Regions from separate parts of the Mus musculus genome. Here region 1 is linked to region 2. The links are chromatin loops, found by intact Hi-C in ENCODE. Cell type or tissue: left cerebral cortex. All regions are shown on one strand. Links, peaks and the distances in the headings refer to the core of each region. The heading gives the core; the rest is flanking DNA.

What was found. Hi-C counts contacts between places; a loop is a spot of excess contacts. Peaks named below come from ENCODE experiments on the same cell type or tissue, not always from the same donor. Only the 100,000 strongest peaks of a DNase experiment are listed, where the experiment ranks them.
Region 1: it touches region 2 in a loop (4-fold over the local background); 1 of 42 quality-filtered maps calls a loop at or near these places.

Annotation. Positions count from the first base shown.
Region 1 is chr11:5,098,079-5,103,448 of GRCm38, forward strand. Ewsr1 (Ewing sarcoma breakpoint region 1) reads right to left here and starts at 1,018. Exons shown (of 17, transcript NM_007968.4): 1 at 931-1,018. The coding sequence starts at 943. It overlaps Rhbdd3 (rhomboid domain containing 3), which reads left to right and starts at 1,195. Exons shown (of 9, transcript NM_177370.4): 1 at 1,195-1,488; 2 at 1,670-1,820; 3 at 2,319-2,509; 4 at 3,791-3,827; 5 at 5,083-5,271. The coding sequence starts at 5,124. In left cerebral cortex, for the core only: CTCF peaks have their summits at 2,450 and 4,939 (motif pointing left); DNase peaks (open chromatin) are centred at 1,056, 1,275, 1,996 and 2,955; H3K4me3 peaks cover 2,267 bases; H3K27ac peaks cover 2,341 bases.
Region 2 is chr11:5,759,819-5,765,188 of GRCm38, forward strand. It overlaps Ube2d-ps (ubiquitin-conjugating enzyme E2D, pseudogene), which reads left to right and starts at 2,332. Exons shown (of 7, transcript NR_015577.1): 1 at 2,332-2,422. It also overlaps a transcript of Urgcp not described here. In left cerebral cortex, for the core only: no CTCF peak of the experiment used is centred there; DNase peaks (open chromatin) are centred at 2,326 and 2,590; H3K4me3 peaks cover 1,608 bases; H3K27ac peaks cover 1,320 bases.

The sequences.
Region 1 (5,370 bases), core at 288-5,287, 660 kb before region 2:
GTCTCTTCCCCTGGCCTCAATAGGGCCAAGAAATAAATCAGCCGGCTAGCTTAACGAGCAGGCCTACAGAAACGTGGCGTGCCGAGGCTTTTCTGCCTCTCCTGGATCAAAGCTGCTAGAAATCTCTTTCTGGAAAAGAGTCTCCTCTCCGGATCCAGACGGACCTTGTTATACAACCGATCCCCCGCGCCGGTTGCTGAGAAAAGGACACTGGGAAGCCACTGCTTTTTGGGTAGGGAAGGAGGTGGAGTTAACTCATGATTAAATCGAAGCCTCTTGAGTGGGGAGCACGAAGATTTAGGGGAACCAACTAGGTCCTCCGAGGGGGCAGCTTGGTCGGGCCGGGCCAGGCCTGGGGGATAATGGGGCTCCCCTCTTAAGCCGGCGCCCCTCAGCTTACACATTCGCGACGGCTTTTTGTTTGTTTTTCTGAGTCCCTACACAGTAAACACTTGCCCTGGGGCTAGCGATGGGAGGAGACGTTCCACGGGAAACCGGCCACGGCTTCTCGAGCCGCCATCAGACACCTCGCTTCACGCGCCTTCGGGGTGATGGGCTCCAGGCCCAGCCGCGGTCCCCTTCGGGCCCTCGGAGGCCCTAGGCCCGGCCCACGTGGCGAGAGACCCGGAGCACCCGGCCCCGACAACCACCACACAAAGGAGGCCTGGACGGGCTCTGCACGCCTCAGCTACCGCGAGGCCCTCGCGCGCAACGCGGCCGCCAAAAGGTTCCAGAACCAGCCCGCCTAGTGGGGGAGGGGAAGGGAACGCGGATCCCCCACCCCCACCCCCGAGCTCGTCGGGCCGCGGCGGGAACTCCAACCCCTTTCGGCGACTTCACTCAGTCATCCCTGCCACCCCCAGAGACGAGCGCCTCCCAGTCTGGGTGTCCCAGCTGTCGCCGGCGGGACCGCGATCCCACTCCGCTTACCCGTGGACGCCATTTTCTCGCCTTCCTCCTCGTTCTCTCAACGTCCGTCTCCTTCTCGCGTTCCCCCTAGGCGCCGCACTGCGCAGGCGCGAAACCCGCAACCTCGGACGCTACCATCGGGCCAGGCCTCGGGGGTGGCCGAAGAGGAGCGAACCGGAGCTCTTCGGCTCTTCGCTCCCGAAACCGTTGACCCGATCCTCTCCCAAAGAGCCGGACGTGACGAGTGGTCTAAAAAAAAAAGGCGCCTCGGGGGCCAGCGCGCCAGTGAGCGAGGGTTACCCACGAACCCGAGAGCTCCTTGGCGCGAGGCGCGGTGGCTCGGAATGGTTACGCCCGCTGGCTCTAGGGACCGTCTCTGAAGAGTCTGCCCTGGAGGGAGACGGAGGCTGGCGGGAGGGCTGGGGGAAGGGATCCCGGCCGGCCTGAAACAACTGCTGACTAATCGGCGGGCGGGATCACGCGCCTCTGTGTGCGTGCAGCGGGTTTCGGGCACCGAGGGCTCGGCCTGGAACCGGCGGCCGGACTTACCGGGCGGGCCCCCCTGCTCGGTTTTCTAGGGTGGGTGGGGGTGGGAGGACATGCTCCCCAGGCCCCTGGACGCGTGGCCTGAGCGGGCGGGGGAGGGGACCGAGGGCCGTCGGCTTGGGAGGGAGGCCGGGAATGCCGCGCCCGACCCCAGTAACGGTCGGGGTTGAGAAGCCCTGTGATCGTCCTTCAACCCATCCCCTTGTTTCAACAGAAAACCCAGAACCCACGAAATTGAGTTCTTTCCTTAAAGTTACAAAGCTGAATGCGACCCAGACCCCGGGCCTCCCCTCTCTGTACACCGCCCGGAAGCTTCGCCACACTGTCCTTGCCTTCCCACTCTGTCCTCCTGGCTTCCCTGCAAGGTAGGCAGGGTGTGATATGCATAGCTCTGAGGTCTCTGACAAGGGCTCCAGAAAGACACTGAGGCGGATTGTTGGCGATTGGTGGGGTTTTTGGTTTTGCTTTTCTGAGAGTTACTGACACAGTGGACAGACACAGACAAACATTAGCATGGCGGGCGAGGACTCGGAAGAAACCAGGGTCCATGTGGGAGAAGTAGGCGTGTCGCACCCTTCTGAGGATGGGCGTGGCTTCAATGCCGGAGCTTCTGGCCCGGGGCAGGCAGGGAAGGGAGCTGGGAGCCCGATGTGTAGCCCCCCAGTTCCCCATTTTATGTAAAATCACCTTCAGGTGAGAGATCCAGGCGTCCGAGTCTGTTAGTTCGCCACTCATAGTGTCTCACTAGAGGCCGGTCGGAATCTGAAGGGGAGAAAGGCGTGTATTGTGTTCTAGGAGGAGCAGCTGGATTCATTATTGGATTCTTACAAGTTACGTTTTATTAATTGAAGATATGGTTGCAGGAGTGTTACGGCTTGCCTATGATGTATGAGGCCCTAGTTTCCATTCCTATCGCCAAGAAAGAGAAGAGACTGGTCCAGAGGACTCGAGGCCCAGTTCCCTATGTCCATGGACCTGTCCCCTAGTGCCCAGGGATGGAATGGTTGTAAGAAGGTGCAAGAGGAAGCTTCATTTTAGGTGACCCTGCCTCCAGGTAAGGGTGAAATCTGCCTGCTTTTCTGAACTTCAACCCAGTACCAAAAATAAAGGGTGGAGTTCACCCCAGCAGGACCTGGGACTATGCTAATATGTCTTCCAATGAACACCAGCCTTGAGTCTGGAGACAAGCCATTTGAGTGGGGGGGGGGGGGAGCCAAACTTTGCTCATTAGGATAAAATTCACAATATGGGAAGGGAACATTGACAATTCAGAGTGAGTAGGAGATGGCCTATTGAGGGATGGAGGCAAGGCCAGGCAGAGGAGATTTTCATATTTGGCATCTGCAAGGGAAAGCCTTGACAAGGAAGCTAAGTCGAATCGCTTTCTGCCCTGAATCAGCTCAGTAGGAGACTCAGAGGACTGCCCAGGAATGGTGGGAGGGCCTGGAGGAAAGGCAGTGTGAGAGGAGAGTACAGGAGAGAAGCTATGCTCGGTGGGCAGGGAACGACCATGGGGTCAGAGTTTGTAGCAGCTGCTGCGCCTTTACTTGTAAGCTATGTGCCTCCCATGAGTCATCTCTCCAGGTGGTGCTTTGGGTTGGTTTGAGGAAGAGCTGGAGCCTGAACCAGGTGCAATGGTGCAGATTTGTGACCCAGCACTTAACACCTAGTCAGGACAATCTTCTATCCCAGGCTGTGGATAGGGTTACCTGATGAGATTTGTTTAAAGCAACACCAAAAAAAGCTTTAAAAAAGAGAAAGTTGTGGGCCTCCACTCTATCCTTTTTCTTACCATCTGTAAGGGAAATGTATCAGAATCCGCAGTTCACAGATTAGGACGCTTGCCCAGGGACGCACAGCAGAAAGCTGCAGCACACACTGGAGTATCCTTGGCAAAATGAGGCTAGGGTCAGGGTTGGGGAGGAAATAGTGCCACGGTTGTAATCACCTTGTAAAGCTTGGAATGCGGACTCTTGTAGCCCACTTTCAGCCTTACACTGCTTGTACCATTAGCTGTCCTCGCCCCTCACCCCCACCCCCTGTTCAAAGGGGCACCTGAGGCCATCAGGACTCCCTAAGGCTGGGAACACTGGAAAGGAGGCAGGAAGTGGGAAGCCTGAGCTGGCCTTGACTTAGCCGTTCCCAGGGGAATTACCCATCTTTTTGGCAGTGAATGGCCCCAGTTTAACTTGTCTGGTCCTGTATCTTCCACTAAGACTTAAGGCCCACCAGACTCGGTTTTGTTTTTGAAACTGGGTCTCATATCACCCAGGCTAGTTTTTTAACTCAACATGTAGCCAAGAACTCCTAACTTTTTCTTTTATTCTTTGTCCAGCACTGGGAAGCAAATCCAGGTGCCTGTGCATGGCTAGGTGAGTACGCTCCCACTGTCTGCATCTCTAATGACCTTGTACTCCAGTCCTCCATGTCTCCACTCCTGAGTGCTAGCTAGCATCACAGCTGTGCACGGCCGAGCTGGTCCCATCCCAGACACGTGGGCAGGTAGGATAGGAAGGTGGCTAATAAGAACAGGGGTTGGGACTTGAGCCCACTTCAGCCAACCTATTGGACCTGCCTCTGCAGGTTCAATTCCCCCTCTGTAAAATGGGGTCACTGGGGGGCTGGAGAGATGACTCAGCGGTTAAGAGCACTGACTGCTCTTCCAGAGGTCCTGAGTTCAATTCCCAGCAACCACTATTTTTTTCTTTCCAATTTCCATTTATTTTTGGCTCTGGGGCGATGTCATCTTTTCAATATGAAAAAAAAAAAAAAAAAGCAAGTAGAACACAAAATAGAAAGGTAGGAAATGACCAAACCAAGGGCAGGAGGAGAACGGGGCAGAGGTGGTGACCTCCCATCTGGGGAGTGTCTGAAAGACCCAGGTGGAAACATATTTTCCCAAGTGTGGAGTTTCAGCGGGAATTGGAGTGTTCAGAGGCCTTGCCACACCCCCAACTCCCATCTCTCAGAAAAAGGAGAACCAATATAGGGAAGACACTTCCAATGGCAGTTTTGGCTCAGGACAGCTGGAGGATATAAATGGAGATAATACTGTTAATACCTCTCCTGAGGCTGAGAGATAAAGCAGGAGAAAAACAAAACCAAACCCTGCTGACTGAAAGCCCGGGTGGATTCCTGCGTCTATATGGCCCTGACTGGAAAACCCCACCCTCTCTTCCTGGTGGCCTCTACCTAGTATCCCCTCTACCCGCTTTTCCCTGATCCACTCACTACTAATGCGCCGCCGGAAGAGGACATCAGATCTCATTACCGATGGTTGTGAGCCACCATGTGGTTGCTGGGATTTGAACTCAGGACCTTTGGAAGAGCAGTCAGTGCTCTTAACTGCTGAGCATCTCTGCAGCCCCAATATACTGGAATATTAACTGGACAGTTAAATTAAAAAAAAAAAATGGATACCAGTAGGAAGCACAGGTTAACAACCAGAATGCTCAAAAGCGTCTGTAATGGGATCTGATGCCCCCTTCTGGTGTGTCTGAAGACAGCTACGGTGTACTCACATACATAAAAGAAATCAAAAATAAACAAAAAATGGGGTCACTGGTAAAATAGAGAGGGTGTCAGATAAAAGCAAAAATAATTGCTACTGTTTTTGTTTATCCCTAGCCTACAGCCTCAGGACCACCTTTGACTACCATCAACCAAATATGCATGCCTGGGAGGCCCCTGGCTCACTGTCCCGGGCCCTGCCCCTTGCTTCCTCAGTCCTGATGCTGCTGCTGAGCTGTCTGTGGTTATTGGGGGCTGGCCCCAGCCTCAGATTGGCTCCAGAGCTGCTAATGGAACCCTGGCAGGGTAAGGACTGGCTCCATGGACCTTGAAGGAAGTTATAGGGCCTGAAACCAGTTAGTGGCATTAGTGTGAACCTTATGGTGGTTATACAAGGATAGGGCA
Region 2 (5,370 bases), core at 194-5,193:
ATGCACCCAGGTGGGCTGTGAAAACATGACTCCAGAAGCAAAGTCTTGTACTTAAGCCATCTGAGTGAAGTTTCAACTAGCTTTGGAAGATTACTCAAGAAAAACAAAGGAAGCTTTCCAGATAAAAGTAGGCCACAGGGCTGGAAAGATAGCCCAGTGGTCTAGAGCACTTGTTCTTGCAAAAGACCCAGGACTACATGGTGGTTCACAACCATCTTTAATTCCAGTTCCAGGAAATCCAACCCCTCTTCTGACCTCTTCAAACCACTGTGGACACATACACACAAATATAAACACACAGGCAAATATTCATACATATATATGTATATACACACATATATATATGTATGTAATATATGTGTAATAAAATGAAAAGAATCTAAAAAAAAGAAAGAGTCAAGGTGTAAAGATATAGAAGATGGGGCTGGAGGGATGGCTTAGTGGTTAAGATCACTGGCTGCTCTTCCAGAGGTCCTGAGTTCAGTTTCCAGCAACCCCATGGTGGCTCACAACCATCTGTAATGGGATCTGATGCCCTTTTCAGGTGTTTCTGAAGACAGCCACAGTGTACTCATATACATTAAATAAATGGTTTTTTTTTTTAAATGATAGAAGGTGCAGGATGGGTAGATCTCTGTGAGCTGAATGAAGGCCAGCCTGGTCTACAGAGTGAGCTCCGGGATAGCCAGGGCTCTACAGAGACCCTGTTTTGAAAGATCTGCCTGCTTCTGCCTCTAGAGTGATGGGATTAAAGGCATGAGCCACCACCACAATAGCATAACTAAAGGTAAGGAAGTAAAACTTAAAGACAGCAGACCCTAAGGGATCACAGAGAGCCCTGAATGTATTCCCACAGGCCACAGATCTTCCTTGTGGAGTTTTGGAAGAGGGTGGAGCTTGGTAAGGCTTATAGTTTAGAGGACAGTTCATGACATGTGTTTAGGATAAACTAGGAGAATAGGTGAATGGCATATAGGAATCTGGCTGGGAAACCATTTAAGTGTTCGATTCATTGTTTTTGTTTTGGGCAGGGTTTGTATGCGTATGTGCAGGAACATGACAGAGGCCAGAGTAGAATGCCAGATATATGACAGAGTAAATGCTACTCTTTGTGCCTTACTGCTTTTGGTGCAAGGTCTCTCACTGAACTGGAATCTCACTATCTATGCTAAGGTAGCTCCAGGGATCCTGTCATGCCGGCTACCCAGTGCTGGGGTTAGAGACATGAGTAGCCAACCTCACCTTTTCTGTGGGTACTAATGATCTCAGGGCCCCATGCTTGCACCACAAGCACTCCTATCTACTATCTCCTCAGCTCCTCTAGTTTTAGATTTTCCTTTGGGGATCTTTCTCTCTTTCTTTCTTTCTTTCTTTCTTTCTTTCTTTCTTTCTTTTTTTGGTTTTTCCAGACAGGGTTTCTCTGCATAGCTCTGGCTGTCCTGGAACTCACTTTGTAGACCAGGCTGGCCTTGAACTCAGGAATCCGCCTGTCTCTGACTCCTGAGTGCTGGGATTAAAGGTGTGCGCCACCACGCCCGGCTTTTTTTTTTTTTTTAAGACATGGTCTTACTCTGCAATCCAGGCTGGCCTCAAACTCACTATGTAGCCCAGTCTGGTGTTGGAACACCTTTGGTCCAGAGCAACTGCACTAGCATACCCTATTAGGTTTATCTGTCTGGAAACAATATATATGATTATTTATATAGAGAGTCCAGATTCTTTACTGTATGAGGCACGCTGATATTATGTATTTTGCCATATTCTATTTCATTTCCAAGATGTTGGCTACAATCTATTACACAGATTTTGTGACATACCACTAAGTTCTTTACACTTGGTCTTAAACAGTTCGATGTCTTGGGGAAAGGGAAGCAGAGTTTAGCTTGGGATGTGCACTTTCAGGCTGAGTCTCAATAGCGGCAGTGCATTGAAGCCAACTAAGTACTACTGAAAATGCAGCTCTCCAGACATGTAGATGCATCTGTGCTCAGCACCTACGCGTATTCAGAAATATCTGTAACACTTCTGCCCAGAAAGCATATAAAAGTGAATGTATACTTACAGCGCTGACAACCACTAAGCTCAGGAGTTAAGTGACAGCCTGGGGAGGAGCCCAGGGAGGGGCAGAGAGCATAGCGTGTGGCACCTGCGGTTTCAGGCATGTCCTGGTGCCCAGGCCCCTCGCCTAGCAGAAACCAGAGCCACAGGGCCGTGACCGTGGCCGAGTAACTGACCGTGCGCGACTCCGTGGTCAGACCCAGGACTGCTGCGCGCACTAGCTACCCACAGCGCACCGCGGCGCGCACGCGTAGAGCGCCGTTCCCGGCGTGCAGCGTTGCGGCCCAGGCGGCCGTCTTAGTCTGCCCCGCAGGGCCGGTGGGGCACGAGCAGCGGGAACATGGCTCTAAAACGGATCCAGAAGGTAAGAGTGGCGGAAACGGGGTCCTCCCGCCCGTCCACTCTGCGGGCTGTCGCAGCGAATAGAACCCCGCGGCTGAGGTGCGGCAGGGCGCACTGACACTTGCCCCGCGCGAGTTCCGCCGCGGTCGGCGCAGACTTAGGAGGTGGCTGAGTGCCTCTGGCGGGCGACTCGCGGGGGCGGAGTCATGCGACCGGGTCACGTGCGCGCGCAGCTTTGGGCGGAGTTTAGGGAAGCAGAGGGGTGTCTCCCAGGGTGCCTAGCACGAGAGGCTGAGCTGCGGGAGAATTTCATCCCGTAGGTTTGTATTAGCCCATTAACCTAGAGCCTGGTAATTGCATCTCAGAAAAAGAAGCCACCAATCCACCCTTTACCATTTGTTAACGTTTTAGCCTATCCACTTTTCGTCCTTTTCCTAAAGAAAATTATTTTATATTTCTAAGTTGTTTTTTGTTCCGTTTTGGTTTGGTTTGGTTTGGTTTTTTGAGACACGGCCTCCTGGCAGACCCAGAACTCGCTATGTAGACAAGGCCAGCCTCAAACTCACAGAGATCCTCCTGCCTCTGGTTGCCGAGGGGCGTGCACCACCATACCCTGCATTATACTGTAATTTATGATCCATGTTTTCACATAGTATTAATAGTTGGAATTTTTTTAAAGATTTATTTATTTATTTATTTATTTATTTATTTATTATATGTAAGTACACTGTAGCTGTCCTCAGACACTCCAGAAGAGGGAGTCAGATCTCGTTACGGATGGTTGTGAGCCACCATGTGGTTGCTGGGATTTGAACTCCTGACCTTCGGAAGAGCAGTCGGGTGCTCTTACCCATTGAGCCATCTCACCAACCCTAGTTGGGATTTTCTATACTGCAAAATGGTATTTATAACCTCTTTTTTAAAGGATTTGGGGCCGGGCGTGGTGTTGCATACCTTTTATCCCAGCACTTGGGAGGCAGAGGCAGACGGAGTTCGAGGACAGCCTGATCTACAGAGGACAGCCAAGGCTATACAGAGAAACCCTGTCTCGAAAAACCAAAAAAAAAAAAAAGATTTGCTCACTTATATGTGGGTGTAAGGTGCCCTGTGTAGGTGCCAAGAATCATACTCAGGAGCTCTGGAAGAGCAGTTCATGCCCTTAACCACTGAGCCATCTCTCCAGCCCTATGACCCTAACTTTTAGCATTAGCATGATTCTTTCCACCAAGTGGATCCAGGTTATGTGTCTCAATTAGATTTCTGTCGCTGTGATAAACACCATAACCAGAAGCAGCTTGGGAGGAGAGGGAAGCCAAAGCAGAGACCTGGAGGCAGAAACTGAAGAAGAGGCCATGGAGCAGGGCTGCTTGCTGGTGTGTGCCAGTTTGCTTTATTCTATACCCCAGGACCATGTGCCAGTTAGGGCACCGTGCACAGTGGACTGGGCTCTTTCTTCTACATCAGTCAAGTAAATGTCTCAGACATTTGTCTACAGGACAGTCTGATGGAGGGATTTGCTGGGTTGAGGTTACCTCTTCCCAAATGACCCTCCAAGTCGATTGACCCCTTATCAACTTAATATACCAATAGATTGTTATTAAACCATAATCTTTTCTTTTTTTGTTTATCCCCAAGAGCTCATAATAATATCACAATACAAAATACATTGCAACTTTTAAATAATGTGCTTGGTTTTTCTTAAGTTCTTTTGTGTATTGGTGTTTCCTCTGCATGAATGACTGCATCGTATACATGCTTGGTACTCTGTGGAATCCAGAAGAGGGTGTCAGATCCTCTTGGACTAGACCTTCAGATGTTTGTGAGCTATCATGTAGGGGTTGGGAGCAAGTACTCTAGCCACTGGACCATCTCTTTGGTTTTCATTTCAACTTTGTAAAGTCCCAAAGTCATTAAAAAACTCAAGCACTTTAAAAGGTCAGTTTGGAGAGACGTCTCAACAGTTAAAAGCACTTACTGCTCTTACCAAGGACTTAGATTTGATTCCCAGCATCCACATAGGCCCTAGGCAGACAACCAAGAAGACAGAGCTGGTCATTTTAAAGTGTCCAAATCAAAGTGGTGGGATCCCTTGATAGGCTCAGAAGAGCATTGTTCATTAGGCTCCTCAGCTGGTTTTTTCCTGTTTGGCTCTAAAGCTTGGCTCCACAGTGGTGTTACCAGGATATGCTTCTAGGCAGTTTGATAGCTGTTGGCCTAGCTAGGCTCATAGTGTGAGATGCCTCTTAGTGTATTAGTCAGGGTTCTCTAAAGAAACAGAATCACTTCTGTTGGGAGATTATGCATCAAATTTATTAGAGTGGCTAGTGCAACAATGACTGTCTCTCTATGGAAAGTTGAAGGATTTGGTAGTAGTTTCAGTCACAGGCTGGATGTCTCTCCTGGTCTTCAGTGTTCTTAGAATTCCAAAGAAGCAGGTTCTAATACTAGCAAAGGATTGCAGCCTAGATGAACTTGCCAGCAAGTGTGAGAGTGAGGCCGGGCGTGGTAGCGCACGCCTTTAATCCCAGCACTGGGGAGGCGGCAGAGGCAGAGGCAGGCGGATTTCTGAGTTCCAGGACAGACAGGGCTATACAGAGAAACCCTGGGGTAAAAAAAAAAAAAAAAAAAAGAGTGAGAGTTAGCAGGCAAATAGCAATGGACCTTTTTCTATGTCCTTTTTTGTGGGCTGCCACCAGAAGGTGTGGCCCAGGTTTAGGGTGGGCCTTCCAACTTCAAATGATCCAATCAAGAAAATCTCTCACAGCTGCTTACATTTTAATTGACTCAAGATTTAGTCTAGTTGACAATCAAGATTGTCCATCACATTATAACCAGGCACTCCAAAAGGTCTCATTTTGACTTTCATTTGGTTCTTAGGTACAAACTGTTGCTCATCTCAAACGCTATATTTAGTGTGTGTGTGTGTGTGTGTGTGTGTGTGTGTGTGTGTGTGTGTGCACACGCCACATG